Linked DNA regions of Homo sapiens: all the other regions are linked to region 6. Evidence: chromatin loops called from intact Hi-C (ENCODE). Cell type or tissue: A673. All regions are shown on one strand. Region 1 holds the start of CSRNP3 (cysteine and serine rich nuclear protein 3). Region 2 overlaps CSRNP3 (cysteine and serine rich nuclear protein 3). Region 3 has its middle 68 kb from the start of CSRNP3. Region 4 has its middle 95 kb from the start of GALNT3. Region 5 has its middle 19 kb from the start of CSRNP3. Region 6 overlaps CSRNP3 (cysteine and serine rich nuclear protein 3).

Region 1 (5,000 bases), 100 kb after region 6:
AATAGCTTTTAGGTTGTTGGAATGTGTAATTTTTTATACATATTAAATAGATTACAAAGGTAAGGAAATAATTGCATTAATGAAACATGGTTTGGACGTTAAGTTTAAAAAATTCTTATTCTAATGTCAAAATGTGTATTGAATGCTCCTCACTATCCATAGCCTGGACATATACCAAGCTTCTCTCTTTATGATTAAAGTGATTGATACATTAAAAAATACTTCTTAATTTATTGTATTATTCATTATATTGCAAACCACTGCAAACATAAAGAGAAAAAGGAAAGAGTGTTGTGAAAAGGGGACAAAGCTGTATATAGTGAGCTCCATTAAAAACCTACATTTAAATCTTAAAAATGTTTGTACCAAAGGAAAAAAAAATGGTGATGCCTTCCCATTTCTCACTGAAAGCCTTACATGGTTTTCATTTGCCTTGTTTCATCCTTCACTTGGACAGTAACCTCTTAACTGTTTTCTTTCATGCTTTTTTTTTCTCTCTTGTCTCCACTCCAGCACACATTCTCTCTCTCTCTCTATCTCTTCCTGTGGACTCTGCAGTAAAAGCTACCCCAGTTGTCTCATTTTTATAAGACTTGCAGACGTCTGCCAGTGGCTGATAGGAAATGCTGATTGAGAAAGGGTTTATCTACTTTTCATCCAAAATATGTGAACCATTAAGGAAATTATAAAAAGCAGCAACAATATACTCTGGTTTTATTCAGTCCTCTCCCTTAGTGATTATTAAAAGGGTGATATTTTTAGCCAAAGAAAGCAAAATGCATCTGCAGCAGCTGGTTTCCAAGGAAACAGAATAATTTAAAACCATGTGGAACTCTGCTCTCTAATTTTCATCAATTCCCCTTCATTCCTGGAGGTAGCTTTACTCAGAATTTATAATTTCTAAAAAATATAGCTGCATTGATTTATTTCCTCTAATACATTTTAGGAGATGAATATCTGGTCTTATATATCACCTTGAATTTCAATCTTGGGGTGAGGGGTGGATTAATTTCAACCATTGTTTTGCTTAAAAAAACAAAATCGGAAAGATCCATCAATAATTAGAAACATGCCAAAATTTCAGTATTATGTAATAATTTTTGAAATCCAGAAACAGTTCAAAATCAACCATACCAGAATATTTACTTGGTTCATTATGACACTTAACCATATAAACATGTTATTAACTATATTTAGTACTTTTAGGAAATTTAAGGTAATTCTCAATTCATTTAGATAATCCATACTAATATTCAGCAATTTTCTCACTCATTTTAATTTTCCAAGAACTATTATATTTGTGTCTGTTTATTCAAAGACAAAATCTCTCAAACAAAAAAAGTACAATAAATAAAAAAATTTGAAAAACAATAAACAAAAAGAAAAACAATAGCAAAAAATATTTAGAAATTATATAGTCATTCCTATTAGTTTTGATTCATTCAAAAAGGTATTAAAATATGTAGGAACAAATTATTTACCTCATTGAAAGACTTTTATTTTATTATTATAATCAACAGGTATTAATCGATGGCCAGTGTACTGAAGTCAGTCATAATTCTTGAAAGTTCAATTTTAATGAGGTTCTACCACCGTTAAATGACCTGTATTTATGAATTAAAGTAAAGAATTAAGTGACTGGGAGTTCAGTTTTTTTGTATGTTTTTACTGCAAGTGTGTTATTTATTCTACATACTTAGAACTTGTCCCTTTTTTCCCTAAGGCAATATAAAGGACCATATTAGGAGATACAAGCACCTAGTAAAGTTGCTAAAAAAAAATTGCCTAGAGATATTATCAACAATATAAATGCTCTGATGGAATTCTTATCTAGATGTGTTTGACTGATAAATTAAACTACCCATGAAACATGACTGTTAAGATGCTATTTTTTACAGCAATGTTTAATCTTTCAAAATTAGGTTTCTGTGCTTTAAAATAAAAATGGCTCCATGTAAGTTAACAAGTAGAGACAAACCATTGTTTAATTATCACATAAGCTTAAAGTTTGCTGAATAAAATAATGCAAATATTGAACAACATGAGATTTATCAAGAGGAGTAAGTTAAATAACAGGGCTTAAATGCACACAAATCATTCATTCTAAATTAATGCTAAAAGAGTCTACAACCTGCAAAAATAGTTTTCCTAAGCCTTTTACTGTATTGTCAATATTAAAAGCCATCACATGAAATTTTATATTGTATATTCACAGAAGGCTCCATTTTCTCAGGACCTGTGGAATTTACCGAGGTTTTCTCATCCTTCCTGCGATTCCTAGTAACAAGCTTGAATTAAACATTTTTGAAGAGACACATGATGATTCATTTTATCTATTAATTTTGCTTCAGTGACACTTGCATAGAAAGTTATTTAGGATAAGACATGCCTCTGGTGATTGTTTTGTTTTGTTTTTAATCAGCTAAGGATTTTGCAGAGAGAAAGAACAGCAAGCTCATTGCAAAGCTTCCTCAAGTAATAAAAGGGACACACTTTCAGAAAATGTCCTCAGAATAATTTTCCTACTATAAAATTGTTTCCGTAAAAATTAAGAAGCATTCTCTTTTAAAGAAAAAAAGAATTCTCTTTTCTTTTTTTTTATTTTTCGCTCTTACCTGTAAATATGGTTTCTGTACTTCGGCTCCGTCAGAACACACTGAAGAGAGTACACTCCTCCCTCGTCTATCCATCAGGCGGCAGCCAACCAATAACAAAAGCCAGATCCTGGCATTCTCTAGCTCATGCTCCCTGCTTTGCTTCCATTTCTTGTTCCCTCCCACCTCCACTCTTTTAGAGGACGAATCCCTGCAGCTGGGAGAGAGGAAGCGAGTGGAGAAAAGAAATATGGAGAGAAAAGCAGAGATGCAAGATATTTCAAAAAATAGCTCCCAACTATGGAAAATGTCTGCAGATGACCTCAGCTGAAGTAAAAAGTCTTGCTTTGGATTTAGAAAAATAAAGTTAATCAATGCCTCACCTACCTGAAATCAAAGCAAAATGCTCATAGTAAAACCTAGGTAAATTGCCTGTTTTTTAGTTCCCACTGATTTTTCTCAGTGAAAAAAGTGTACCTCCTCATTATACATTTTGATATGCAGACAGAGGAGGGAGACTGAACATCAAGATGACATTTTGCATATTCAGTTTGCAAAGAGATAGAATTAAAATGAATCAACACCCTTTATACTTATGTTTTATATTATTTGCACTACAACCTCTGTTTGACAATGTTTTCATTCAAACGCAGTTTCGAGGCCTAATCAGTATGAAAAATATTTCATTCTGAGCATTAGAATATTCAAATATTTCACAGTTATGTGGTTTGCATTACTTCAGATTCCTTAAATGCCATCAATTTGTGAATAATGGAACTTATTAAAGATTAAAAAGAGATCAGTCACTTGGTTGCCATGCCTCAAAGTGACCAGCTGAACTCCAATTTTATTCTAATAAACTTAAACAAAAATCATTTCACTTCTGAACCTAGAGGCATAACATGCATTAAAGGACAGTTAAAGAAAACACCAAATTAGGATTTTTTAAGGCAATAAAGCAAATTCATCCAGTTTCAAACAGTTTAATTTTTAAAATACTGTAATACAAACCAGGGATCTTTATGATAAAAATTCTCTCAATTGAGCTTCCTCTAGTGGAGGTGGTCTGAAAAATTTCCTTAGAAAGACATATACAGTAGATATCACCACTATAGAGGTATGTACTGGCTACTTGAGGTATTTATAAGCCTTGCTCTTCAATTTCTTAAATCAGTAATGTGTCCTCATGGGAATAAGGCCAAAGGGAGTAAAATTAGAGGGAAGGGCAAGCAAGCATTCTTTAAGAGTTACTGGCATGGTGGCAAATCATTAGTCCAGGAATATCTGTACAGGAAGGGCTTGGGGTGTCAATATTGTTAGGAAAGGAATGGCTGGTGACTTAAACTGATACTAACTTTAGATAGGAGTGCACTGATTTTGCTTAGTTTGCACTGTTATTTAGAGTAGCTTTGGGAGGCTCTGCTAAAGATTATGGGGAAGACTAAACTATCGCTTATTCCCACCGCCAAGTCCTCTGTTGTGAAAAATGCTTTCAAAGCCTTTGTGGTCCTATTGCTAGGAATAACTGGAGGAATCCCTAGGACAGACAGCATTTTTAGAAATAGTTGTTCGGGGCCATCTTCATCAGAACCACTAGGGGAAGATTCATTAAAAATGCAGGTTCATGGGCCTCCTCCAGATTTAATGAATAAGCATTTGAGGAGTTTCTGACTCAGCATTTTTAGCAAGCTCTCCCAGGTGATTTATATGTCAAGTGTGATTGTAGACAGAGACTTGTAGGCAAGTATTTGCAGGGCACAAATTCTAACCAGATTTCTTCTGTTTAGATGATGATGCCATTGTCTCAGAAAAAAAAAAAAAAGAGAGATTTAGAGATTTGGGAACAAAATAACAAAATTAATTTGAACGTTTTGAACTTTTTGGATATCCAGATTAAAATATTAAATAGTCAGTTAAACTCATAAATAAGGCTGGGATGTAGGTTCAATTTGGAACCCCCAGCATCTAGGGTTCGGTTAAAGTAATGAAAATAAATGAGCACCCTAAGGGTTTAATATAAAAATTTTATAAAGAACTCATAAAACTTAACAGTGGAAAAACAAACCCAATACAAAATGGACAAAAGGCCCAAATAGACATTTCTCCAAAGAAGACATAAAAATGGACAACAGGTTTATGAAAATATGCTCAGCATCACCAATCCTCAGGGCAATGTAAATCAAAATTACTAAGAAATACCACCTCATATTTATTAGGACGGCTGTTATCAAAATGTCTGCAGATAAATGTTGGAGAGAGTGTAGAGAAAAGAGTACTCTTGTACACTGTTGGTGGGAATGTCAACTGCTACAGCATTATGAAAAACAGTATGGATGATTGTAAAAAAATTAAAAATAGAACTACCATATGATCTAGCAATCTCTCTTCTGGGCATATACTCAGAAG
Region 2 (5,000 bases), 63 kb before region 6:
AATCATGACCAGCTATGAGTACTAATACCACCTAATTCTGAGCCAATGATAGTGAGCCTGAAAATACACTAATAGCTCCATCTCCATTAGTGATGCCAGGTATACAATTAATCTGTTTCTGCATCACAGGGCATACTCACACCCACTGGGTAGTAGTGTTTCCACCAAATCTCTATATAAAGACCCAGACAAATTAAGTTGTAGCCTCATTCTTGCTTTTGGATTCACGTTCCATTTCCTTGTTAGAACTCAAGCTTTCCTAGTGACAGGCCTAGTCATGTTAAGGTCTTTCCTTCTGTTCAGGACATTGACTTGTTCCTTTAATTTCAAGCTATTTTATGAGTTCTGGCTATAGCCTTGTTGAATCAACCTAGAATCATATTTCTGTGACTCACCTGTTGCCTTGATCTAGCAATACCTTCTGCCATACTTTGTGCTATTCTATCAGAAATTTTAGCTAAAAACAAAAACAAAACAACAAAACAAGCCAACCAAACCTATCTGGATCAGAACTGAGTATGCCATGACACCTGGGACATTGTGAATAGGAATGCTGGTTGTCTTCCATAGAGGTCAACCCTACTGCCTAGTGACTGCCCTCATTGCCTAGCCACCAGTCATGAACCAAATCTATGTGTTTTGCTCTAGCATTATTAAAAAAAATTAGTAAATGAACTAATTAATGCTTAATACTCTAATTATTTAAAAAATAATAAAATTGTAGTAGCATTAGCATGATGAAATTTTAGAATGGATGGAAACAATAACCATATTTTTGTTAGAATTAAGTTTTGCTAGAATTAAAATATGCATATGACTTACATATACAAATATTACATATGTATGTTTTTATAGTTACACACCTACTTATGTTAAGTATATGTGATTAATTTGTTCATTTAGTTCTAGTGAAGCCAAAGTTAGACATGGCAATAATGATTACTTGTTCCATCTTGAATGTTGATGCTATGGGTTATGAGAACTTAATGGGAGGAGATGGATCAGAAAAACACAAATATATCAATATTACTGGGAAAATATCTCAAGACACGTGTCTTATTGATGGAGTTAGTACAGTTATCCTCATATACAGGCCTCTGAAAACATACAGATCATCTTCCTATGTTATTCACTCAAAGAGAATCTTATCTATAAACTCCTAAATTATCCATTCATTCATCCAATTATGCACACATGCATTCATATTTATTTATTCACTGAATAAATATATATTAAGCACCTAGAATCCAGGCAATTTCTAAGTAGCTTCTGTGTAAGTTACCAATCTGCTTACATATGAATGTGTCACTTGCCATAGCTAATAAGAGCAAGAAAGGTCATTTGAGCCAATGGAAGAGATTGTTTCTCTTAACACTAATAGGAATACTATTAAAACAGTAGCATTCATTTACGTAAGTTTAAGAAACTGGGTTATAGCAATAAACAAGTTTCTTTACCCTTGGGTGTATTTCTTACTCCCCATGGTGTGTTTGGATATGTGAGCTTTGAAGCAGAAGCTGGTGGGGAGGTGAAGGGCTCTGCATCATGGTGGGAGTTGACTCTACAATTCTCCAGAGGAACAATTGAGGAGGGAAAGAAAAAATGGGTATGGAGCAAGGAAGGGTAGCACCAAAGAGATGGAGGGAAAGTTGCATGTTTGTCATGCACTGACTACCTGCAACTCTCAAATAGATGTTTAATCCTATAGAATTGTGTAGTTCTGGCCTACAACCCTGGTGAGCTGTACTGGCCTATGACTAAAGCATCTGTAAGCTTACTGTCCCTTTAACACAAAGACTAAACAAGTCTAGACTGGTTTTACCATCAGGTAAGATACTGCCTTTAGACAAGGCAATATTATATCATATGAAAACAATATAATAAATAAAATAGGGTATCGACATTTCTATTTGTCCTGTGTGCATGAACATCCTATGATAACATGTTCTTACCTGAACACAAATAATCCTGTTTCTGTCTCACTTGCCCTCTCCAAACGCTAACCTCTATTAAAGCACCTGATTAGCCCAGAGACTGTAGTCTCAAATGTACCTCTGGGAAGGAGGGTAAGGGTTTCCAATGACTTTGAATTTAAAGTTTTCCTTTAAAGCTCCTTCTTTTCCCAGGAGTAAAATGGAGGCAGGCTCTTGTCATCAAAAGGAATCAGATTGTCCTATGTGGTGTTGAGGTACATTTTTTATAAATATACAGAGAAAAGAATGAGTTTTGTCTAGGTTCTGCCCACTTGTCTCCACTATGATCTCAGTCAGCTTTTCAAACAGAAAATAAGAGGATGCCCTCACGGGCACCCCAGGGGCCCAGCCTGGCTGCGCACTTTGGCAGCTCTCCCACTCATCAGATCTGCTGCTGCAGGGCTTCTCAGTGTGTACAGCAATTCACAGAGGGAGAGCAATCAGCTCCCTCAGCTGAGAACACCAAGCCCGGAGCTCCAGGCTGGCTCCTCCCCAGCTGCAGTGTAAGTCTGGGAACACTCCCCTCAGGACTGCACTGGCTGGATTCAATAGCCTGCTGGGCCTAGAATGCATCAGGGACTGTTAGCACTCTGGGGAAATACCAAAGTGAACAACACAGGCTCCTTCCTGGACGAGATAACAATAAAGTAAGGCACACAGATGCACATCAAATAGCAAGGCAACCATACCAGTGTGAGAATGACTTTCCTCTGCAGGATGTACTGGAGTACTTTCTAGACACTAGAGTGTAATTGTTGTCACCTCCAGGTAGGTTTCTTCACCAGGTTGTAAGCAAAGAACATGCTTCACTGATCTTTAAATTATTAGCACCTAGCACAGGGCCTGGGTACTTCCTAATGTAATCTAGGTTGCTATTCATATCCCTTTCTCTGAGATCCTTTCCTTAACTTCCGTAAGCTATTTACTCATCCATCTTCTTTATTTCCTTTCTCTGTTTTATTTTTTCTGGAGTCTGTATCACTACTTGATGTTATGCATATGTCTGTTTCTTATCCATCTTGACCACCAGAATGTAACCTTTGTAAGAACAGGGCCCTTCGCCGGTCTTATTTACAACTGTATGCTGCATTCCTAGAATATTTCCTGGCAGACAGAACAGGTGCTCAATATGTGTTTTTTGTATGTTTTTCAAATAATGTTTTTCTGTGTGTGTTTTTTTTCTTTTTTTGGACAGGATCTCATTCCCATTGCCCAGGGTGGAGTGCAGTGGTGCGATCTCAGCTCACTGCAGCCTTGACTTCCCAGGTTCAGATGATTCTTCCATCTCAGCCTCCTGAGTACCTGGGATTACAGGCACACACCATCATGCCTGGCTAATTTTTTGTATTTTTAGTAGAGACGGGGTTTTGCCATGTGACTCAGGCTGGTCTCGAACTCCTGGGCTCAAGAGATCCGCCTGCCTTGGCCTCCCAAAGTGTTGGGATTACAGGTGTGAGCCACGGGGCTGGACCTCAAATAATGTTTTACAAAGATAGTCTATGAATAAATATTTGTAGAATAAATGAATTGGTTTAATAGCGTAACAGACATAAGGAGTGTTATGAAAACCCAATGAAGAAATTAATTTTGACTACTGAAAGATCATGAGAGGCTTTGTGCAGCAGGGTCTTGGAAGTGTGGGCAGGATTTCAACAGTTCAGGAAAGTACCCAGAGGTTGTAAGGGGAAGAACACATTCAGGGAGCCACAAATAGTGAATGATTGCAGAGGAGCTTCTGTCTATATTTTAGTAACTAGTTATATTTAACAGAAATTTATGGAGCAACTACTATGTGCCAGGCATTGTCCTCAGCAAGGAGGAAATGAGCAAAGCAGTAAGATGCAGCCCTAGTATTCAACATGTAATAGCTGAATAGGCTAGCATGGTTTCAAGCTTAAATCTTAGGATCAGGGGACTGGATTTTGTTCTGTGCTCAGTGGGGAGTCTTGGAAAGCTTGTGAGCTGGGAGATTGAAGTTCTTATGTGGAAAACAAAGAAAGGCATTAGAATGCTGAACAAAGCAAGACGAAAGAAGCTGCGATTTTCAGAAGAAATTGCTTTCGTTTTGTAATGAAAACATACCTAAATATTTTCCACACAGGTTCATAAGAAATCCTAGAAAAATAACAAAATCAAAATATTATCGATGCCAGAATTCGAGGCTTCACAATAGGCCATTACTTTCTTTCTTAAAGACAGAGACTATAAATCCGCTTACTCTAGGACTTTAGTGATCCTTATGCCAACATAGTTGTAGGTGATTTAAGTGATAGAAATAAACAATAAAAGACAATCTTGGCTGCCTTCCTTTTAGCAATAACATTACATTATTAAGTCCTTTGGAATAGGGCATCACTAGACTTAAGTCTCTTAAATCGGTATTTTCAGGTAACAACTGAGATGAATGTTTTAAGAGATATTAAACAAGCTTAACTACACAATCAGTGTATAGTTCACTTAGGTGGTTTTTTGCTAAGTTTAACGTGACAGAAATACTGTATTTGCATAAAGTATGACATAAGAAAATGTTCAAATATTACAGATTATATCAAAAAGAAGGTAAGGAAGATAATATTTTTCACATGTCTACCACAGTGCTAAGTGTTTTTCAGGCTTTATTCCCTTCTGGAATAGCCTTAGAAATGATATAACGGATTTCTACTTTGCAGATAGGAAACGAAAATTGATAGCTGGTAAGTCATGTAGCCCATGTTGTTTCAACTCAACTTGATAATGCAAAGCTCTGATAAAACAGTAATGAAATAAAGATGGGGTGAATCATGGGGCATGCCATAATTATTTAAATGTCTCATAAAGAAATACTCATTTAAGTTCCTTTTTATGAATCAAAATATTCTCATGGAGACTCTATTTAAACATAAAATGGTTAGATTTGTTGATTTCTAGGTTTAGCTTTTAAAAATGTAACTGTAAAGCTGTAAAGTCCCATTGCAGGGATAGAACATTCATGGGGAGAGAGAATAACATTTGGTTTCCTTATTTTTGTTATTTTTTTTAAAGAGACAG
Region 3 (5,000 bases), 170 kb after region 6:
CAAAGTTAAGTGGTGTAGGAATTAACTTACTGTGCTCTGTGTGTGTGTGTGTGTGTGTGTGTGTGTGTGTGTGTGTGTTTAATAGGATAAACTGCAAAAAAGAAAAAAGCTCCAGCAATTCCTCATATCCTGAATAAAAGAGACATGCCAAAACTATGACTAGATAACTTCGACTTGATTTTCCTACTAAGGTACTGGTAGAAATTTAATTTCAATTTTTAAAATCAGGCTGCTTGCTTCTAACCCAAACGTTCCCTGTAGTGGCACAAATAATGAATACATAAATGGATAAAAACCATTTTAACTTTCAATGCTTAGGGCATTGTCTGATGGGGAAACATAAGTTTATTTGTAGTACACATGAATGAGTATGCTAGTGTGAAGGCATAAAGTATGATGACTGGTAATACTCGCTTGGGTGATATTTGTAGCCACTGGACAGAAAGAAGCCTTGTTGCTCTATAATGAAGGGAGGGTTGCAGAAGATGCTTTCTTCCTGGCCTGTCCTGTGTAGCCATTACAATTTTGATTAGGATAGTCAGGTTTCGTCTAATCCAGCTATCTTTACATGTGGCCGACTCACCTTAGACCACTACCCTCTTATACTCCCCTCCACTTGAATGTGGGCAGAATGTGTGACTTGCTTCCAGCTGATAGAATACGACAAAAGTGAAGGGATTTTGCAAATGTAATTAAGGTGCTGAAACAGTTTGATTTTGAGTCAGTCTAAAGGAGATTATACTGGATAGCCTGACCAAATCAAATAAGCCTTTTAAAAGAGGGTTTAGGTCTTCCCTGAGCTCAAAGACTTGATGCAGTGAAACTCTCCTGGGTCTTGAAGAAACTAACTGCCATGGGTTCTAAAGCTGATGGAAACGAATTTTACCATCAGCTGCTTAAACTTGGAAGAGAACTCCAAGGTTCAGATGAGCTTCCAGTCCTGGCTGACATTGTGATTGCAGCCTTGTGAGACTGAGAAGAGGGCCCGGGTAAGCTGTACCCAGACTCCTGACCCAAAGAAACTGTAGGATAATAAATACTGGATGTGTTGTCTGGGCCTCTGCATGTGTGGTTATTTAACAATTGAAAACCAGTATGCTATAATAAATAACAATATCTGAAGATTATGTCATAAAGATGACAAAAGGATATCCATTTGTTTGTTTTTAAAATGAATAAACTGAGACACCTTAGAAAATATATACAGTATATGATTTCTTATATTGACTACAAAGTAGGTTCTGGTATACATCCAAACCTTTCTAAAGAAAAGCCTAGGATTAAGCTTATGTTTCTGGATTTTTGGACTCTCTTCCCAAGCCACGTATTGATTCTTGCCCCAAACTACCTGCACTAAAACGCCTGCTTCTTATTTTATGGAGGACTTAGTAGTGACATCATTCTGGTTTTGCTCCGAGGATAAGCTTTATAGTCTTTATCAGCTGGCTCCTGAGCAAGGATTTGCTTCCTATTAGTATGCCTTGGGAAATGCTGACTGCTGACTTTATAAATAACCCAAGAATGACTTTACAATGCTATAATTCTATGGATTTAATCAGATTGTTTTGGATCAGATTTACTTTAGGGACTATGTTTTCCTTGGCTAATTTTTCTGTTACATTTGCAATTTTGTTGTGAACAGTGGCAGAAACACATTCCCTTTGTAGGGAGAATAACTTATTGTGTGAATTTGGAGCTGAAAATAAGTGTTCCACACATGAGCATGCACGACACTTCCTGTGTTACTCTCTTAAAACCCTTGGCCACAGGATCTCTGGTATATGATGAGTTAATTATTTTATTCCTGATGCACCTTCAAGAAATGTAGCTTTACTAAGTGATGAATTATTTCTGAATTAGAGACAGAATTTAAGACACGTGCTGAGTTAGACAACCAAATTTTGCCGTGCTCATGAAAATGTGGATAAACACTTTCAAGACTCTCAAGTACTTATAGTGATAAAGTTACTTGAAACTCTCTATTGATATGAATACTTCAACACTTTGCTCATTCAGTTTTATGTTAGTCGCTGAGATCCTTTCCATTAACCATGTCTTTAGGTTCATAATTTGCTCATGTTTGTTTAATTTTTGCACTATGAGATCTATGCCCAAGGAAAGAAATCTTTTCTCAGTACAAATGCTTCACAAACTGTTTTTTCTTGAAGAGACACATTCAAATGTAAACATTATTTTTCCAGCAATGTTTCCAAAGTGGATATTTACTTTAATTGTTTTACACCTAAAATAGTTGCAAAATAAGCAGAAAATGTATTTGCAAGGCTAACTGCCCTTCTTCCACCAGCCGAATTTACGAGTCATGTTTCTTAATGGAAGCATCGCCCTCTAGTGGATAGGGTTGCAATAATAACTTACTTTTCCCACATAACTACCTTTGTGTGAAATTCAAATAACATAACCATTTTAAAGTGTACAATTCATTAGTATTTATTGTAGCCACATGTGCAAGTACAAGCTTTCTGTAGTTTCACGTTTTTATTACTCCAGAAAAAATCCCATAACCATTAAGTAAGCACTTCCTATTCGGCTGTCCTCCCACCCCCAGTAACCTTTAATCTATTTTTATTTTATTTATTTATTTTTTGAGACAGGGTCTTGGTCTGTTGCCCAGGCTGGAGTGTAGTGGCAGGAACAAGGCTCATTGAAGTCTCAACCTCCTGGGCTCAAGGAATCCTCCCGCCACAGCCTCCCAAGTAGCTGGAACCACAGGCCCCCACCACTATAACTGGCTAATTTTTGTAGAGATGGAGTTTTGCCATATTGCCCAGACTTGTCTGGAACTCTTGAGCTCAGGCAACCCTCCCCACCTGGCCTTCCAAAAGTGCTAGGATTACAGGTGTGAGCCACTACGCCCAGCCTAACCTACTTTCTATCTCTATTGATTTGCCCATTCTGGGTATATAAGAGTAATCACATAATATGTGATTTCTTGTGTGTGGCTTTTTACACCTCTCATAATGTCTTTGAGATTCATCCAAATTGTAGCATGTATCAATACTTCATTTCTTTTATGATTGAATAAGTCATATGAATATACCACAATTGTTTATTCATCCATTGCTGGGCACTTGGTTATTTCCATCTTTTTTTCTATTATGAGTAATGTTGTTATAAATATTTGTGTACAGGATTATATTAGACATATGTTTCCATTTTTCTTGGGTGTATACCTAGGAGTAGAATTCCTGGGTCATAGGATAATTCTGTGTTAAACTTTTTGAGGAACTGTCAAAAAAGGGCAATCAGGTACATCAAAATATGGTTTTCTAAAATATTGGCAGGTTTGTCAAAAGGTGCTGGTTAGTATTGAAAAAAATGACAATAGTTATTAAACACAACTGTGGTTCTTTCTATGCCAATTCTTTATATAAAGCCTTTCTAGAAATGGGAATGAGGTGATAATCCCTCTTAACATCCTGAAGACTGGCTCCAATAGTATGCTATAAGATTTATCAAATTAAAAATATAGGTGCATGTATTTGTTTATATTAAGGTAGTGTTTGAGTTGTCTGCTATTGCATTTTACTTTTCTGGTAAATTTCTCTCCTTTTCTTGAATCCTGTGCATCATGAAGACCATGAAGCCTTTTCTTTCAAAGAATAGGAATTCAGATAAAAATTATATCAACAATAGAAAAACATCACTCACCTTCTAATTTGATATTTATAAATCCATAGTAATGTCAGATTTTTGCATATTAAGACCCAGAGTTCAAAGAATTGAACAAAGTATGGATCCCAGAATACAAAGAATAGTATATTATGTAAAGAAAATTCCTGCCTCAAAGGGAAGGAAAATAACTGTTGCTAGATGCTGGAAAGTAAGAGAAAAAAATTAAGAGTAAAGGATTATATATGAGTGATCTGATTTTCCTCCCTCATGATTAAAACTAGAACTGGGGGTGGTGCTGGTGGTAGACGTTCAAAGATAGAAACATTTAAGGGACTCACAAGCAGAGGGCACGTTCTTCCCTTTACAGAACATAGACCATGAAAATTGCAAGATGCTGAGGAATGACCCACATTTAGCATAGCCCTGGAGAGCCTTGGTGCCATCGTGCAGGTACAGGAGGAGGCTAAGAGCATGGCTACAATGCCACATGGTCTGCACCTAGCACAAAAGAGGATTCAGAATTTCTTTGGAGTTTTGGCATGGGGAGGGGTAGAAAGCAGGGTATGAAACTGCCCAAAAGACCAATAGATCAGAGACATCTGGAAGCAACATTTAGAGAAGGAATTTCCATCAAGAGACCACAGAGCCTCTGTTTCTGATAATTTTACCTGTAGCCAGGAAATGATTCCTGTTCATGACAAAGCAAATAAAAGTTGTCAAGCAGAGTTCATGGATCTCTATAAGTCAAATCCTCCTTTAATCCTGTTGTTTAGTTCTTATGGATTTTCTCATTAATTAATGAGTTAAATGAAATCTTTGACATGTGGTCATGTGTTCATTTTCATGAAAATTATGGTTTTGGGGGTTTCTTGAAATTCTTTTTACAGAAGACAATGACTGTCACCTCAAAATGCTAAAATAGAAAAAGTATCTTGGTACTCATGTCTGGTAAAAATATCTTTCAAAAGTGAAAATTAAAAAATTAGGGGACAAATTCAACTTGAGAGAGTCAGTAAGAGCAGACCCATAGTAAAGGAAATATTAAAAAGAATCTTTTTTTCAGGCAGAAGGGAAATAATCCATAGATTAGTAGAAAATACAGAAAAGAATAAAAAACTAAATATTTTGGGAAAACTAAGTGATATGGTTTGGCTCTGTATCCCAGCCCAAATTTCATCTTGAATTGTAAACCCCATGTTCAAGGGAGGGACCTGGTGGGAGGTGACTGGATCATGGGGGTGGTTCCCCCATGCTGTTCCAGTGATAGTGAGTGAGTTCTCACGAGAGCTGATGGTTTTGAAGTGTGGCACTTCCTCACACTCTCTCCCTCTCCTGCTGCCATATAAGGTGTGCCTTGCTTCCCTTTC
Region 4 (5,000 bases), 130 kb before region 6:
ACAATTTACTAGCATAAAATTTGGGACTAGAATTGATGACTTCCAGTTAGAATCCAGTTCTTTTGTAGAATCACTGTAATGTGGCTGATATATTATTCAGAAATAGTAACACCTTTTCCCTTTCAATCTTGCTTCTAGAGGATATTGCCTGTAACGGCCCAGATAATCATGCCTCCGTTTCCTCCTCTTTAGCTACATAATTAAATTTACAACAGCCAGTTAGGGCAGGCCAGGGCACACCTTATACAGCAATAATAATAATATGCTCTAGAGCAGATAATAAACACGCTACTTTGAATGAGAGAATGCTGCTAACTGTGACTCCTCCCTGGCCAGCTCTAGCTGGTACCACTCCCTGGATTTGAATACGATTCTAGAACCGTGTTGCTCAATACATTAGTCCTAGCCACGTGTAGCTATTTAAAATTAAAATGAACTCAAATTAAATCAGTTAAATAATTTGGTTACTCAGTTGCACTGGCCACATTTCAAATGCTGAGTTGCCACTTGGTGACCAGTGGCTACTGTATTGAACAGCATAGATATGAAACATTTATATCATCACAGAAAATTCTATTGGGCAGTGCTGTGTTAGAGGACTTTGTATCTTTGGATTTTTTTGTTATATCTAAATTTATGAATTGAATTTGCTCTATTAATAGCTGTTAATTATGTAGCTATAAAATGGGGAAAAGTGGAATTTGATATGAAAATAAGCTGAGAGAAAGGGTACAGGAGGAAAGAGGGAATAGAGTTGATTTGCCTGAACTGACATCTGGCAGTTGACAATTCAAGCAAGAATAAACTGTCCCTTAGGTTAGTAGGCAGAAACACCCTGGCTAAAGAGTTCATTACGCTTGTTTCTGAAAGGCTGGGGATGGCACACTGATACAAAGCTCTGGCAGCCAGTTCTCCTACTGGGCTCCCGGTGGGTTCCTGCGGGCAGCTGTCACTATGGCAACGCTCAAGATTGAGGCCAGAGCCCTGAAAACAGCTGTTCTCATGCCATTGCCCCACTCCTGACATCCATCCTGAAAAGCCCTAACCAGGCAAATCGATCAATCCCTGTGGAATCCCCAGAGAGCTCAATTTAAGCACAATTTATTGTAGTAAAAAGTAAGACTTGAAAAGAAGTTCAGACATTAAACCTAACCAGCAAATATAATGTTAGGCCTCTTTCTGTTAAAAAAGAAATCAAAATATAAGTTTCCCTACATCCTGTCACTATTTTGGATTCTCAGCTGTGAAAGCACTGTCCCCTTTCCCGGCATTAAGATAAAGTTCCTCAGTTAGGGTGAATGTGGGAGTTATTGGTGCTGTTCAGCAATGTTTCTGTTCTCCTTCCAAACACATTGTAGGACAGCATGACCCAAATTTCTTTTTTTTTCTCTGAAAGATTAAAGCATCTTTGATGGGATCAATTAAGACAAAAGGAAGTAAAATGCAGTTCTATTTCTGTCCATGTAACTTATTTTGGCCAGTGCAATGTGAGCGGAAGTGACATGTGTTATTTCCAGTTAGAAACCTTTAAGAAGCAGGGCACAAGAAGCTGATTTCCTCCCCCTGCCTGCAATGTTGCAGATGGTGGAGGCTCCATCAGTCTTAGCACCTGAAAAAGGATGATGGCGTACCTCACCCACTGAAGACAGACATGGAGTGAAACCATGTTTTAAGCCATTGAGGTTTGGAGGGGTTTTTGTTACTACAGCAACAAATTTAGAATCTTCTAATACTGTGCATATATGAAAAAAAGTACAGAAAGAATTTTAAAAATCTGAAGAAAATTAATTATTTTAATGTAAAGTGCTAATTTCAAGAGTATCCTATCTATTGCAGGATCAGCTTAAATAAAAAATCTGTGTAATGGTGTGACTTTTTTCATGCCAATATTATTTGTTTGTAAACAAGATATGTCAGTCTGGGTTTATATTAAAGCAAAAAATTGGTCTGATACTAGCAATTCAATTGGTCCTCTTAGACCAATTTTTATATACATAAAAATATTTATGACACCTATAAAGAGATATTAACAAACAAAACATCTTTAAAATAAAATATCCCAGTACTTATATTTAAATAAACAGCAACATACATAGCCTGTGGGAACATTATTTGACATTTTTAAGATTATTCTTTGGGAATCCTGGGGAAAAGTTTAGAAGATAGGTGCATCATTTTTATTATTTTGGATACAACATTTTAACTTTTCTAGTTCAACTAGTTCAACATAGTTGATTCTGAATGATCTATGGATATTACAAGATGTTGAATATACTTTTAATGTATATCTATTTGCCACAGTTAAAGCAATATTCCAAACAATGAAACAATGCAAAAAAAATCAAGGTTGCTTTAAACAATGAAAACCTCCTTATTGTAAGCATATAATCTCTCCCCAAAATGCAGCTTGTTTGGATATATCAATCCTGATGTGTGGGTATGTCTCATCCATCACCTCAAATTGCTTTTGAAATTATATGTAATATAAAAGTTTAAAAATTGAAAAATTAAAGCAGGCATATTTTTTATAGTCACAAAACCATACGCAGACTCTAAACACCCACTGAAGATAAATAAATATAAAAAATTTAAAAATAATACTGGTGGATTTTATAAATATCATGGCTGGGATTTCTGTTTTTATTTGATACTCAGAAAATAAAACTTATTTTAATAAAATAAGTTTATAATAAAATTTATTTTAGCAACACACACACACACACACACACACACACACACACACACACATATATATATATATATATATATATTTTAATACAGGAAACTTAGAAATTAACCAGGTTGCCTCAGCGTTACCTCCTCCTACTTCTCTTCAGGATCTAGGACGTTCTGCCCGTTGGCCAGTAAGGGGAGCCATCACAAAGTAATTACAGACACATTTACATGACAACCTTTCCTCATAGACTTGAAGTTTGTACGAGTTTTTCTAATACACATCTTGCTTTTCAGTGAATTTTGTAGGTCAGTACTGACCACACATTGTCTGTACACACCCAGGCTGTCATAGCAGGCCACCAGATAGCAAAAGCTGCAGAAAAGCTCAGATGCTGTGCTGTTTCTTTAGAAGCCTTCTTTTCCCATGTCTCATGCTGTTAGAAAATGCTTCTATTACCCAAGATCCAGGCCAAAAGGCTCTGATCTGAGCCCTGCTGCTGCTTTAATTGTCTGCCCCTACTCAGCTCTCTTTATTAACCCCTCTCACCCCTCCCAATAGTAAATGTAAATTACATGTTTCTTTCAAGTCTACCTACCCAATTCTTTCAGGAAAAGCCATTTGTTCCCATGCACCTGGAGCTAATTCTCACTTCTTGCATTTTATCCACTGAACCAAGCTCCTGCCCTGCCGCCTTCTCCCAGACTCCCCTAGGTGCCACTTTACCTCTTCTGGAGGCCTGAGCTGATGTGTTTAAAGGCTGCCCAAGAATGAAATAATTCAACACTGAGTTTCCGAGGCATGGTATTTCTCTGTATTGTTTCAAATACCTAAAAAGATGAGGGCAAGTGTTTGAGTGTGGCACCTAGCCAACCAGAGTTGTTTCAAGAAAGTCAATAATGTATATTACAAACATGTTTTGGTGACCAAATACAGCCTCCCAGCTATAGGTCTCCCCTAGAAAAGTGAGGCAATTATCTCAATCAGTCAAGTGAAAAGGTCCATTTATGCTTCAATTCTCTGGCTAATTCAGGCAAAAGTAAAATTTTCATCTGAATGATCTCAGTAATTGGCTTGCTGCTTTGCTTTACCAGAGAAAAGCAAAGAAACAGGCTGTTCTATACTGACAGGGTGCTGGTAATCACGGGGAACTTGTGCATAGAAAACATCGATGAGAAAGCACATTAGTAGAGACTTTGTTGAGAAATTTCAGCAACAGATAGAGCCTAATCATAGATGATAAATGAGACCTTTAGCAATCTTTTTTTCCTTCCCTTCACCTGCCCACCGACCACTTTTCCTTCAGTATTTCAGGTCCACAGCAGGTATGCCACTAGGAACAAATCAACAAATCTATTATCCTTGACTTCTTCCTCTCCTTTAATTTCCATTCCACCTTCTACAGATCTTTTGAATGTTAACCCCTCTGTATTCCCATAGCCATTGGCTTAGTTCAGACAACCGTTGGTACTTTCCTCGAACATTCATCTATTTGATATTTATTGAGGGTCTTTTATATGAAGGTTCAATGCCAGGTACTGCAAATACAATGAGCAGAAAGACAGACATGAATTCTATTGATCATAGCTACCCTTAATTGGTTTACCTGCTTTCTATCTCATGCCTCTCCCTAATCCATTATCTTCCTTGCTGTCAGATTCACCTTTTGAAGTGCCAAGCCAGGCACTACTTCACTGCATAATAGCCAAAGTCCTAAGCATGAGATACAAGGAACTTGATGATCTGACATTGACTTCATAGTCATTTTCCCTTCCGGCCACTTTCTATTGGTCTTATATTTGGCCAGTCTGAACTTTTCACGGTTGCCTGTGATGGCTGCTTTGATCCAAAATGCCTCTTTTCCCCTTCATCTGGCTAATTTATATCTACAGTACTTTTTCTTTTGGTTTTAATATTAAAATTATCTTCCCTATATTCTGTCTTCCTAGACTTCTAACTTCTGTTTTCCTAGACTTTTGTCTCTTGATTCCACAGGGAATAATTTCAAGCCCCTTTAGCTGTCTAAAGAAAACTTGTATTCTGTGTAAGCATTCATTCCTTTAACTAGCCCTTTGTTGTGTTTTTTAGCTCCTTTACTGTTTTGATCATTCTCCTCTGAACACATTTCAGTAAGTGGATATTCCTTTTAAACTGCAGTAGCCATAATTGAACTTGGTATTCCATGTGTGATCTGATTTTCAGGAAGGAAAATTCCTGATCTGGTAAATACACATGTTCCTTTTTAAAACCCGAGCTCAAGACTTTCCATTGCTCTCTTAACTCCTACTCTGGATTCTCTTGGATACAAAATCATGTCTTTATTTTC
Region 5 (5,000 bases), 120 kb after region 6:
AGAAACACTGAGCTTCAGGGTCTCCTTTCCCTCTGCCGCTACTGTCCTTGGTATCACCTCCACTGTAGAAATATTGTTAGCATGTGGTAATGGTTTGTTTCATGCCTGATGCAATGAGCAGAAAATTTATTTTAGGGTATATATTAAATATAATATATAATACTATAGTATGAAAAAAGATTTTCTTCTTCCAGAAGTGAGAATAAATACACTTAATAGTAAGACTTTAATAATAGAAATGAGCATTTCATCACAAAAGTAGTAACTGGTGCATATTAAACACTCCATAAACAACACCGAATAAAGGAACAATGTGGTTGTGTTGACCTCTCTTTAAAATTTTTAGGTCTTGATGTTGCAGCAGTAGTGAACAGCAAAGCAGTTTGAGCAAGTAAAGCTTAAAATAGTACAACAGCTTGGGTGCCACAATGTGCACAGTGCCCAAGGTAAAAGCAGAAATGCTGAGCACTGAAGGCTTAGATGAAAGTTGCCACCTAATAACTTCTTCTGGAAACATTCAAAGAAACCAACCTGGGGGGAAAAGTAAGAAAGAAGGAAAGAAAGGAATGGGGGGAGGGTGGGGGAGAAGGAAGAAAGAAAGGAAGGAAGGAAGGAAAGGAAGGAAGGAAGGAAGGAAGGAAGGAAGGAAGGAAGGAATTGTATAATAGCAAGGCTGGCAAATAGAGATTAGCCAATTCCCACCTCGCCGAGTTTTTTCCCTTATTATTTTTATAAGGTGGATAAATTTTGAGAAGCAATTGAATTTTATATACATAAAATCAAGTACATGTACATACCCCATCCCCAAGCACACACATTTTATTCATTTATTTCTGTGCTAAGTCAAGATCAGTGGTGTGTTTTCTATTTAATAGCATGCCTGCGAAAGAGACTATTTCTGATAAAGATACTACAAAAGATCAATACAGCATTCCTTAAACACAATATCCACTCTGGGAAAATATTAAAAAGATGTATGCGTGTTCTAGTGAGAAGGGATAGAGGAAGTTTTCTTACTTTATTCCTTCAGTTTCTGAGTAGTTGCAACTAAAGCTATGAGGCTGAACTGGGCCAGATAATAAAAAAAGCTTTGTCAAAGAAAAGCAACCACTTTCCTATCGTTACTCAAGCAATCGTACAGTGTGGAGGGTGAGCTGTCAGAGTGATCACCTCATTATTTTCTTTCAAAACCCAAACAACGGATTCCACAAACGCATGGCAAATATCAATAGAAATGGAAATGATATATTTATAACCCAATAGGACCTATTTCATGATGGTCTTAATGATTTCATTAGGTTGCCAAGTAGGAAAGAATTAAAAGACAGAGGGAAAAAATGTCAGAGAAAGAGAAAAATCATAAGGATGTATAGTGCTTATAGCAAACAGATCAAAAGCATATTGATAAAAGCCACATAGAAATAACAGCAGCAGTATTGTTTACTCATTGCTGTGCAGTTAGATAAAATATGTTTAAGCATTTTCCAGAGTTAATCGTGTATTATTTACTCATTCACTCAACTGATGGGAGTGATCATGAATTATATTTCTGAAAAAGGGAAAGATGCATTTATAGAATAAGAAATAAACTCCTGGTGCATTTATGAACAAGAACTTTAAAGGCATGAGCTCATTTAATTCCAATGACACTTCAAGATAGGTATTACGACCTCACATTTACAGGTGGGAAAATGAGATCAGAGAAATTCGGTAATTTGTGTGAATTAACCCCATTAGGAATTTAACACAGAAACATCTGGCTCTTAAAAATATTTCACTAATCCCTTTGAAAAACCATGTAGAATGAGTCTTTTCCCAGTAAAAGACATACACACAAAACCTGTCCATAGATTTCCCCCACTGACCAATCCCACCTACAGTCAGATAAGATCCAGGGTCATATCTTGCTTCCTCAGAGTGAATGCTCACTCACCCCAAGCAAGCATTTTTCTTCCCTAGAATTAAAATCTTAGTAGTAAACAAGAGATTTTTTAAATTAAGTACGTGGATATAGACAGCTTACTATCAGATTGTTTTTAAGATCTGCATGATAACTTCAAAGGAAAATGCTAAAATGGTTGAAGTAAGACTTGATGATGCCATACACATCAATATAAAACACATGAGTAAAGTGCATTAAGGCTCACATCTTTTTTCAACACAGTAGAATCTCAAGCTTCTAGGATCAATAATTGTATGAAACTGGTGAACAAATACTAGAACACTATTGTGCCATGTAAATGGCATTGTATATTCACAGTAAAAACCTATTTATTGACATTGAAAGAGTACATATAAGTTAACGTTTGTGTGTGTGTGTGTGTGTGTGTGTGTGTGTGTGTAGAGAAAGTTCTAGAAGAATATATTGAAATGTTGAAATTTTTATTTATGGAGATAAGGTAATTTTTAAAAATTTCCTTATGCCTATTTGCATTTTCAAAGTTTTATATAATAAGTATGCATTATATAAAATTACTTAATAATTTAGCATAATACATCATTGCTCAAATGTCAAAACTTCATGAACATTGAAATCCTTTTCTTAAAGCCAAAAGTTAGCTTTATGACTTGGAATCATTTTCTGCACACAGATATTCCACCAATTTAAGCTCAGAGAGAAGTAAGAGTCTTTGGCAGGAAACAGCACCTTCCTGCTAGTGTTCTGTCAGAAAAACATTAATCTTGACTTCAGTGCGGGGTGACATCTAGTGAAGTGTTTCTGCAAATGATTGCTGGTTATTACCATCATTGTTCTTTCTCTTGCCTCTTTTCTTTCAGTATACAGTCCTTAACATGCCTGTTCCTTTACAAAGCATGCATGTTTCCCCAACCTAAAGAAGGCAGTATTTGAGCTGTGCATATGCATATGAGAGTCCTTATTTTGTGCACCTTGGCAAGAGAGAGCTTTTCTGTGTGCCATGTAAATAACACACACTTTTTTCTCTGGAAAACAATGGTAGAGCCTCAGATTTTGGATTATGATTCACCTAGCTTTTCATCTGTTAGTAAATAATAAGGTAACATCATAGTTGCTAAGGCTTAAGAGAGTTAGGAAGTCAGTATCTATAGTCAGCCAACAGGTTAAAGACCAACACTATCCCCACTAATACGCTTCAGTTTTGAGGAATAGTCAACTATTCCTGAGAGGGGCAAATAGGGGCCCTTAATCTTTTGGTTTCAGGCAGATAGACTAATAATCAATACTGAAATTACAGATCAAGACTGGATGAGTAAGACCAGTAACTTAGCTATGAAATGGAACCTGTTGTCTACAGTCAGGATTGCTCCTAAAGAATAGGGCAGGTAGAAGTCAAGTTGCCTCGGAAATGGGGAAAACATACCATAGGCAGAGCTTGACAATATGTGGAAATAGATAGTCCTTTGGAATTATCTTACAGAATTTAGTGTAGTCCCTCTCCATGTTAATGTTTAAATTATCAGAGTTTCATTTAACAGCATACCCATAGTTGTGAATTATTGATGTAAGTTTGGGGATCATGACTCTTCTGGATTTTAAAAGAAATTTTGACATCACAAACACTCTTGGCCAGCCATAACAGAGATTTAAGCACTGGATATTCTGTAGTATCATTCTTGTACTAAAAAAATGTAAGATCCATGAAGCTCTATCAACCTCAGAGAGTGGGATGGGCAAGGGGAAGTGGTGGGACAGAGAAGGATGGGAGTCACATGACAAAGCTTGCTAGTTGTCCTAAAGAAGCAGTTATTATATGTTACAATATTTGCCCTAAAGCATAAGGTTGTCTGTAGGTTCCATAGTCATAAAATTCAGATGGTAGTCAATAAATACCAAAGGAGTAAAAGAAACAGGTTGAACATACAAAAATAAGATATTAAAGTAGCATACTAAAAAATCCACAGAATTAATAAAATTGCCTTAAGAAAAAGTTAAGATATCATTACATATCCATTAAATGAGCAAAAGCTATAAGAATCCATTGGTGACAGGTTACGGTAAAAAGGTAGGCATATATTTTAAATGCCATTGTAAATTGATTCAAATTTTCTGCAAAGCTATTTGTAACAAAAAGCTATATAATGTTTTTTTTTCCTTTGACCTAGTAATTTCACTTTGGGGAATGTATTCCCAGAAGATAATCTTAAAGCAAACAAGTAATTTGTTCCAAGCTGTTCGTACAAAGCTGTTTAAAAAAGGAAAATTTGAAAAGAATTCAAATGTCCAATAATAAGCGATTGTCCAGTGAAACTCATGTTTGATACCATGGGATACTAGCTGGTTTATTAAGTCATATGCACTTTGTCCATACAGATGCATATTCACAGTAAATTATTAAGTGAAATAAGAACAAGATCCATATGGGAAACCTGATTAGAGTAATAAATACACATGCATGTGCATGACGAGACTAGGAAGTAAAGGGAGGGAGGGAATACAGATTTATTAATATCTTGAGGACCTCTGTGTTCCAAGGTCTTTACATAATTCATCTCTTTTAATCTCTGAGCAACTTTGTGAGACAGATTTTATTTATCCTGTTTCTACTCAAGAAATCAAGTGGTTTGACTATGGTCATGCAGCTGGGAAAGTGATGGAGTTGGAATGAGAACTGTGTCTGGGATTCAGAAGTTCGTGGCTTCCCAGTTCGTTATGTTGAACACATTTTCTGAAGTTCTTTTTAAAAAACACTAGTCTCATCTCATGATCATTCAAAATGGATTGATTGGTTGAATACATTTGAAAAGTGTGTTAAAATATATCCTCCTAATGTTAATTAGCACAAACTTTTGCAATCTTAGAGTAAATAAGCCAGTTTACATTTGTTTAAGACAGCATTTCCCACACCAGTAAATCCTGTGTGCATGTGTGTGTTAACTGTTTGTTATGTGTGTGTGGCATACTGTTTGTTCCCAGTTCTGCAGAACAGTTTGGGAAACACTGATTTAAAGTGTTGTCCTCATTAGATGTATTCTTTTAAGTTTAAATATTAAAGCATCTACATTTATAAAAGTTAATTATC
Region 6 (5,000 bases):
TTTCTAGATGTTTCAGCTCAGAGATCTCTCTTCAATAAAGAACTTACCCCCGAAATGGAATTATTTAGAAGCCTAAACCCAGTTTTTTCTCACATGAAATTATTCTATTGGAACAAAACACCCATGTTTCAAGTAGAGAAATACGAAGAAGAAAATTAAAAAAATAAACTAGTTAAGGGAATCCTGAAAACCAGGAACACCCTGCCAATTGCCACGATGAATTAAAATAGCCAATGCCCATCAGTGTCTTTAATAGAAATAAAATCAGGCGCATCATGAAATGTCACCATACCTGCGTGCACTATATAACGACTACGGCACACACGCTGTAAAATCTTCACTCTCAGAAATAAAGCACACTTCATTTAACTGCTGCAAAACACTGCTGCAGAGAACCCCAGTACATTTTTTTCAGGCAACTGATCCAGCTTTCCACCAGCCCTGTGACCTTTGAACTCCCTTCTGCCCCCTCCTCTCGCTTCTGCAGTCAAAGCCTCCGAGCTGGTCTCATTTGCATAAGGCTCAGGCAGTCCTCCAGCAGCTGAAACGGAATGCTGGGTAAGGAATTGTGGAACTGCGGTTCTGCCAGGCTACCTGAATCACGGGAGAGCAGGAATACAGGATGGGGAGTGGGCACGGGTTTTACTGGGCTGTCAGCATCACATTTCCCTGTGTCTATTAATGGATAAACGATTTTAACGCTTTGTTTTAGAGTCCTATTCTCACTGCTTACTCCCTCCCCACCAAGAGAAGCTGTCAGCAGCGACTATGGTAACCAAGGAAACCCAAATAGTCAAATGCTTCATTTAAATACGTGTGGAAGGCCAATTTTAAATTTTCATTAACTTCCCTTGTTTTTGAAACACAGCTTTTTTTTTAAATTCAAATACATATTGCACGTATAATCAGGCACATGGGGTATTTCTTTTTGTTGCTGTGGTTTAAACAGCATCTTACAGGCGTAAATTTATATTAGTCACTACACAAATACATGAGGTCACTATAGTAATTCTGTAAAATGTTAAATGTGCCCAAGTGTCTTAGAGACTATCATCCTAAGTGGTGTCCAAAAATTAATTGTAAAGAATTTAGGTCCCAGGATGCCTTTAAAACAATACAGCAGTCAAAATGTAGAGCAAAGTTAAACTATGTATTTAAATCTAAAGATTCATATAGCAGCAATGCTTGTCTGTCTTTGGCAAAGATATTCAGTGTTGTGCTATTATTTGCTAGTTATTTCTTCCCTTATTTTTCTACACACAACAATCTCTCTATTTGAAACATAAACTTCTCTATTGCTCATAAATGGAAGAAGTGGTTATTTTCTACATAGAAAAAGTCATGTGTGTACATATTTTATAAATATACATAAAGACACATAATCTTTCTAAATGGTAAGCCAATGAAAATATGCATCATCAAATAATCTCTTCTCTTAAAAATTAAGCAAATTTGTTTTTCTCTAAATATCAATGAATAATATTTATAAAATAAAAGGTTTTGTGCAATAATCTTTTTCATGTGTCAAAAGAAATATAACATGAAAAATTAAAAGCACACAACAAATAAATACAGATATGTGTTACTAAAGTATAAAATACATTGTTCTAATAGTGTTATTTACATTTCAAAATTTCCTTGTTTTTAAATTTTTTAATTCAAATAATTAAATATTCCAAACCTTCCTTTTGCAGTATACTAACACACATCAACAAATTTTGAATGATATATTATCTAATTTATAAGACATGTAAACTATTGCAATACAGATTGTTTTAACACTGGAAAAATAATTTTGAAGCTTTTTATGTGAACTATTTGTCAGTAGTATTCTCTTTTATATTATTTCTGCATACACAGGAGATTAAAAATTATTGGATGAATTTATTTCTTACCCATAAATTTTTAAAATAGACTAAATAACTTTTCAGTTTAATATAATGATATCAACATTTCTCTGTCACATCTGACTACATCGACAATTTAATCGCATTGGGTCAATTCAAGTGCATCCTTAATATTATACACTACAAATATCTTGCAAAGTTTTTGTTTAAGGCAAAACACACCAGCCCATTCTAATTTAAATCCAGTCAAACACAAGGAAGTGTTGGAGTAATTTATAAAATCACCAACCTGTTCAAATAACTGTAGTCTTAGTCCTTGCACTCTTTATTCATTAGGATCCAAAATAAATGATCATTTTATCATATGTGTCAGCATCACCGAAGACACAGTTCTTCCTGGTTCAGAGGAATCTTCTTAAATTTCCCAGCCCTGTGTTTTATTGCTTGTACCATATGCTTTATTGTTCAGCAACAAGAGCTTCACTCTGCACAAAGACTCATTACCTACTGCTTGCTGCACGGCATCAGCCTCACTGAGGCTGCCTATATGTGATCACATGGAGTTTTGTCTGAGAGAGCCAGGCGTGCCACTGACTTCACTGTGTCTATGGATATTTTTATCATCTGAGGTCTACTAGGAGGAAGGAATAACAGATAAGGAAGCTGCTCTAAGTCATTAATGCAGCACAACTTATGGAAATCCCTTCACAAGATTTTTTTTTATTATAGAAAATGTTTGAGCAAGCTCCAAAAGAAGTTAACTAGATTTTATTTTAATAAGAGGTTGAATAATAATTTAAGGAAGGAGAACTTGCAAAAAGCCATTTCCTATCTCATATTTTCTGAAAGTACTTTTGTACAAATGTTATTAAAGAGCCTTGCGCTACTGAATGATTTGGCAATATGTTTTAACCATTAGATTGCTGGCATTTCTTTTTCTTGGTGTTTTGTTTTTTGTAAAAAGATAATTGCTGTTTCCTTCAAAATATCCTCAATTAAAATCTCAATCACTAAAAGATACTATATGTGAATAAAAATAGATATACTAATTACTTTTGATAAAGTAGATGAGAAGGTGAATCTTTTTTATTAATGTATATAGATGAAGTAGATGATTAATTTATCTTTTCAAAAGATGACACATTCCTAGAACAGCTGACTTAAAGGAACAATGCAGATTTCAATTTAAGTTCTAAAGGACATATGGTTTTTATTAATTTTTAAAATTGCGGTAACTTATTTTAGACAGCTTACCTCAATAAAACATATGATTTACCTTATCTGATTTCAATGTTAACAAGTAGTTTCAGGGAAAACTATCCAACATTTACAGGAATTTTCCACCACACAAATATTACATTAATATATATACAAATATGTGTGTGTATGTGTGTGTAGTCAGATTGCCTTTCTAAAAATTTTTTTAAATATATAAAATTATTTCTTAAAAACTGAAAATGGAATTTGGATTTCCAAATACAGAACTATTTAGTTATTGGAACTTATTTTAAAACATCGATTTCTTATCTCTTTAATGACTGTCTAAATTAAAATGATGTTTGAAAGCTTGTTACTTTTAAGTCTCAGTGAAAATCTTATGACAAATACATGCGAAGTGCAACAAAGAACACACACAGAAGGAAAAGTCAGAAGCACTATAAATACAGATGAGAAAATAAATTTTCTGAGTAGTTAGATATATAGTAACTTAACGGCACTTATAAATAATTCAGTAATTAAAAAGTGAATATACATATATATGTATATTTGCTTAAGCCTTCCATTAGTAAGAAATTCTTTTGGGGCAAAAAATATTATAACTCAAAATTTTTTGTGTGTCAATTGAAAGTTTTAAAAATAATTTAAAACCAGAATAGGTAAGTATGGTTAAGTAGCTTAGCTTTTAAATACAATGAGTTAATACCTTTCTTTATGATATTATTTGTAGGGTTAGCATTGATCTAGAATGTTTATGACTTAAATAAATGTTTATGACTTAAATAAATACCTTTTGATGGGTTTTTCTTAACATTGAAAGAAATATTCATATATGTTTTAGATACCACCATTTTAATGCATTTGTCCCAAAATGTTCATGTTCATTTTTAGCACAGCATTAGAGCTATGCTAAAGCTGCAAAACTTTGGGGCATTAAAAGAAAAGGGCTTATAGTATACTTCTGGGTTCTTAAGATATGTACATCCTAGTTAATATATTTGATCATGTCACCCATGCTAATGTACAAGGAAGTAAACAAAAGGCAGCCATTTTTTTTTTTTTTACTGCATTACTTCAAAAACATTGAAATAAAAAGGTTGCCCAATGGAAGGAAAGAATCAGCAGAAAACTAAGTTATTTGCAAGTTTTTAGAAAGTGAGAGTGGGAGAACAAGAGCTGAGAAATTGGGAAAAAAAATCCACATATATGTGAAATTTGTGTGTATATATGCAAAGGAATAATTTAACAATAAGAAAATAAATACAAGGAATATGAAAATAGCTAGCAATTAAAACACATTGCCAGTAAAATTGTGAGTCTCCAATGGGAAGTCTATAGTGTATGGTTTTAAATATAAGAAGCTGACAATTTATTCATGTTGAAAAAGATATTTAAAGGTGGATATCAGAACTAGAAAGAGATAGAATGAATCACGGGATGGTAATAATCTCTCCAGGTCGGCTATTCTCATAGATGACCTTGGTGAGTTATTCCAGTATCTTATGCCTTAGTTTTCAAGTCTGCACACCAGGAACAGAAAAGTCTTTGGAAAGTATGTCATGGAAACCTATAGCAATAATTTGTACTTCAGTTCTTTAAATTGGCTTTAACCAAGTATTGTCAACTAATATTAATAAAATGGAAAGATATGATATAAAATCTAATGATTGCTTAAAAGAATTTTTAAATAAATTATTCTAACAACACAGACAAACAAGTATAATAAGTAGATAGGATTTTTGGAAGTAAGAGGTGATTTTTTTTTTCTAATACATGCAGAAAAAATAGAATTAAACTTAAGAAGTACTATAATGTGAAATCTCATAAAATTGCCTCAGGATAAAAACAAATTACAAAATATGCCCACCCTTCTAATCAAAACTCTGGAATCAGTGAGATGGCAAGAGGATAGCCCCAGAGATTCTCAAATTACAC

The links. A loop is a pair of places that touch in the nucleus more often than their neighbours do. Peaks named below come from ENCODE experiments on the same cell type or tissue, not always from the same donor. Only the 100,000 strongest peaks of a DNase experiment are listed, where the experiment ranks them.
Region 1: a loop joins it to region 6, with 4 times the contacts of the local background. A loop is called at or near these places in 10 of 110 quality-filtered maps.
Region 2: a loop joins it to region 6, with 2.3 times the contacts of the local background. A loop is called at or near these places in 6 of 110 quality-filtered maps.
Region 3: a loop joins it to region 6, with 3 times the contacts of the local background. A loop is called at or near these places in 7 of 110 quality-filtered maps.
Region 4: a loop joins it to region 6, with 3.0 times the contacts of the local background. A loop is called at or near these places in 12 of 110 quality-filtered maps.
Region 5: it touches region 6 in a loop (2.4-fold over the local background); 3 of 110 quality-filtered maps call a loop at or near these places.

What each region holds. Positions count from the first base shown.
Region 1 is chr2:165,467,356-165,472,355 of GRCh38, reverse strand. It overlaps CSRNP3 (cysteine and serine rich nuclear protein 3), which reads right to left and starts at 2,658. Exons shown (of 7, transcript NM_001172173.2): 1 at 2,616-2,658. In A673, no CTCF peak of the experiment used is centred here; DNase peaks (open chromatin) are centred at 605 and 2,735; H3K4me3 peaks cover 3,400 bases; H3K27ac peaks cover 4,017 bases.
Region 2 is chr2:165,632,502-165,637,501 of GRCh38, reverse strand. The region is part of intron 4 of CSRNP3 (cysteine and serine rich nuclear protein 3); the gene reads right to left. All of the region lies in intron 1 of LOC124906085 (a long non-coding RNA gene), which reads left to right. Among named protein-coding and RNA genes, the nearest start is that of GALNT3, 160 kb to the left of the region's middle. RefSeq lists enhancers at 1,868-2,446, 2,447-3,026. In A673, no CTCF peak of the experiment used is centred here; DNase peaks (open chromatin) are centred at 2,431 and 3,911; H3K4me3 peaks cover 954 bases; H3K27ac peaks cover 3,331 bases.
Region 3 is chr2:165,398,828-165,403,827 of GRCh38, reverse strand. No RefSeq gene overlaps it. Among named protein-coding and RNA genes, the nearest start is that of CSRNP3, 68 kb to the left of the region's middle. In A673, a CTCF peak has its summit at 2,346 (motif pointing left); DNase peaks (open chromatin) are centred at 1,467, 1,767 and 2,327; H3K4me3 peaks cover 846 bases; H3K27ac peaks cover 2,198 bases.
Region 4 is chr2:165,696,679-165,701,678 of GRCh38, reverse strand. No RefSeq gene overlaps it. Among named protein-coding and RNA genes, the nearest start is that of GALNT3, 95 kb to the left of the region's middle. In A673, a CTCF peak has its summit at 2,858 (motif pointing right); a DNase peak (open chromatin) is centred at 2,868; H3K27ac peaks cover 511 bases.
Region 5 is chr2:165,448,041-165,453,040 of GRCh38, reverse strand. No RefSeq gene overlaps it. Among named protein-coding and RNA genes, the nearest start is that of CSRNP3, 19 kb to the left of the region's middle. In A673, a CTCF peak has its summit at 2,718; DNase peaks (open chromatin) are centred at 590, 1,100 and 2,680; H3K27ac peaks cover 3,604 bases.
Region 6 is chr2:165,569,724-165,574,723 of GRCh38, reverse strand. All of the region lies in intron 3 of CSRNP3 (cysteine and serine rich nuclear protein 3), which reads right to left. Among named protein-coding and RNA genes, the nearest start is that of CSRNP3, 100 kb to the right of the region's middle. RefSeq lists a silencer at 519-719. In A673, no CTCF peak of the experiment used is centred here; DNase peaks (open chromatin) are centred at 503 and 2,403; H3K4me3 peaks cover 2,954 bases; H3K27ac peaks cover 4,266 bases.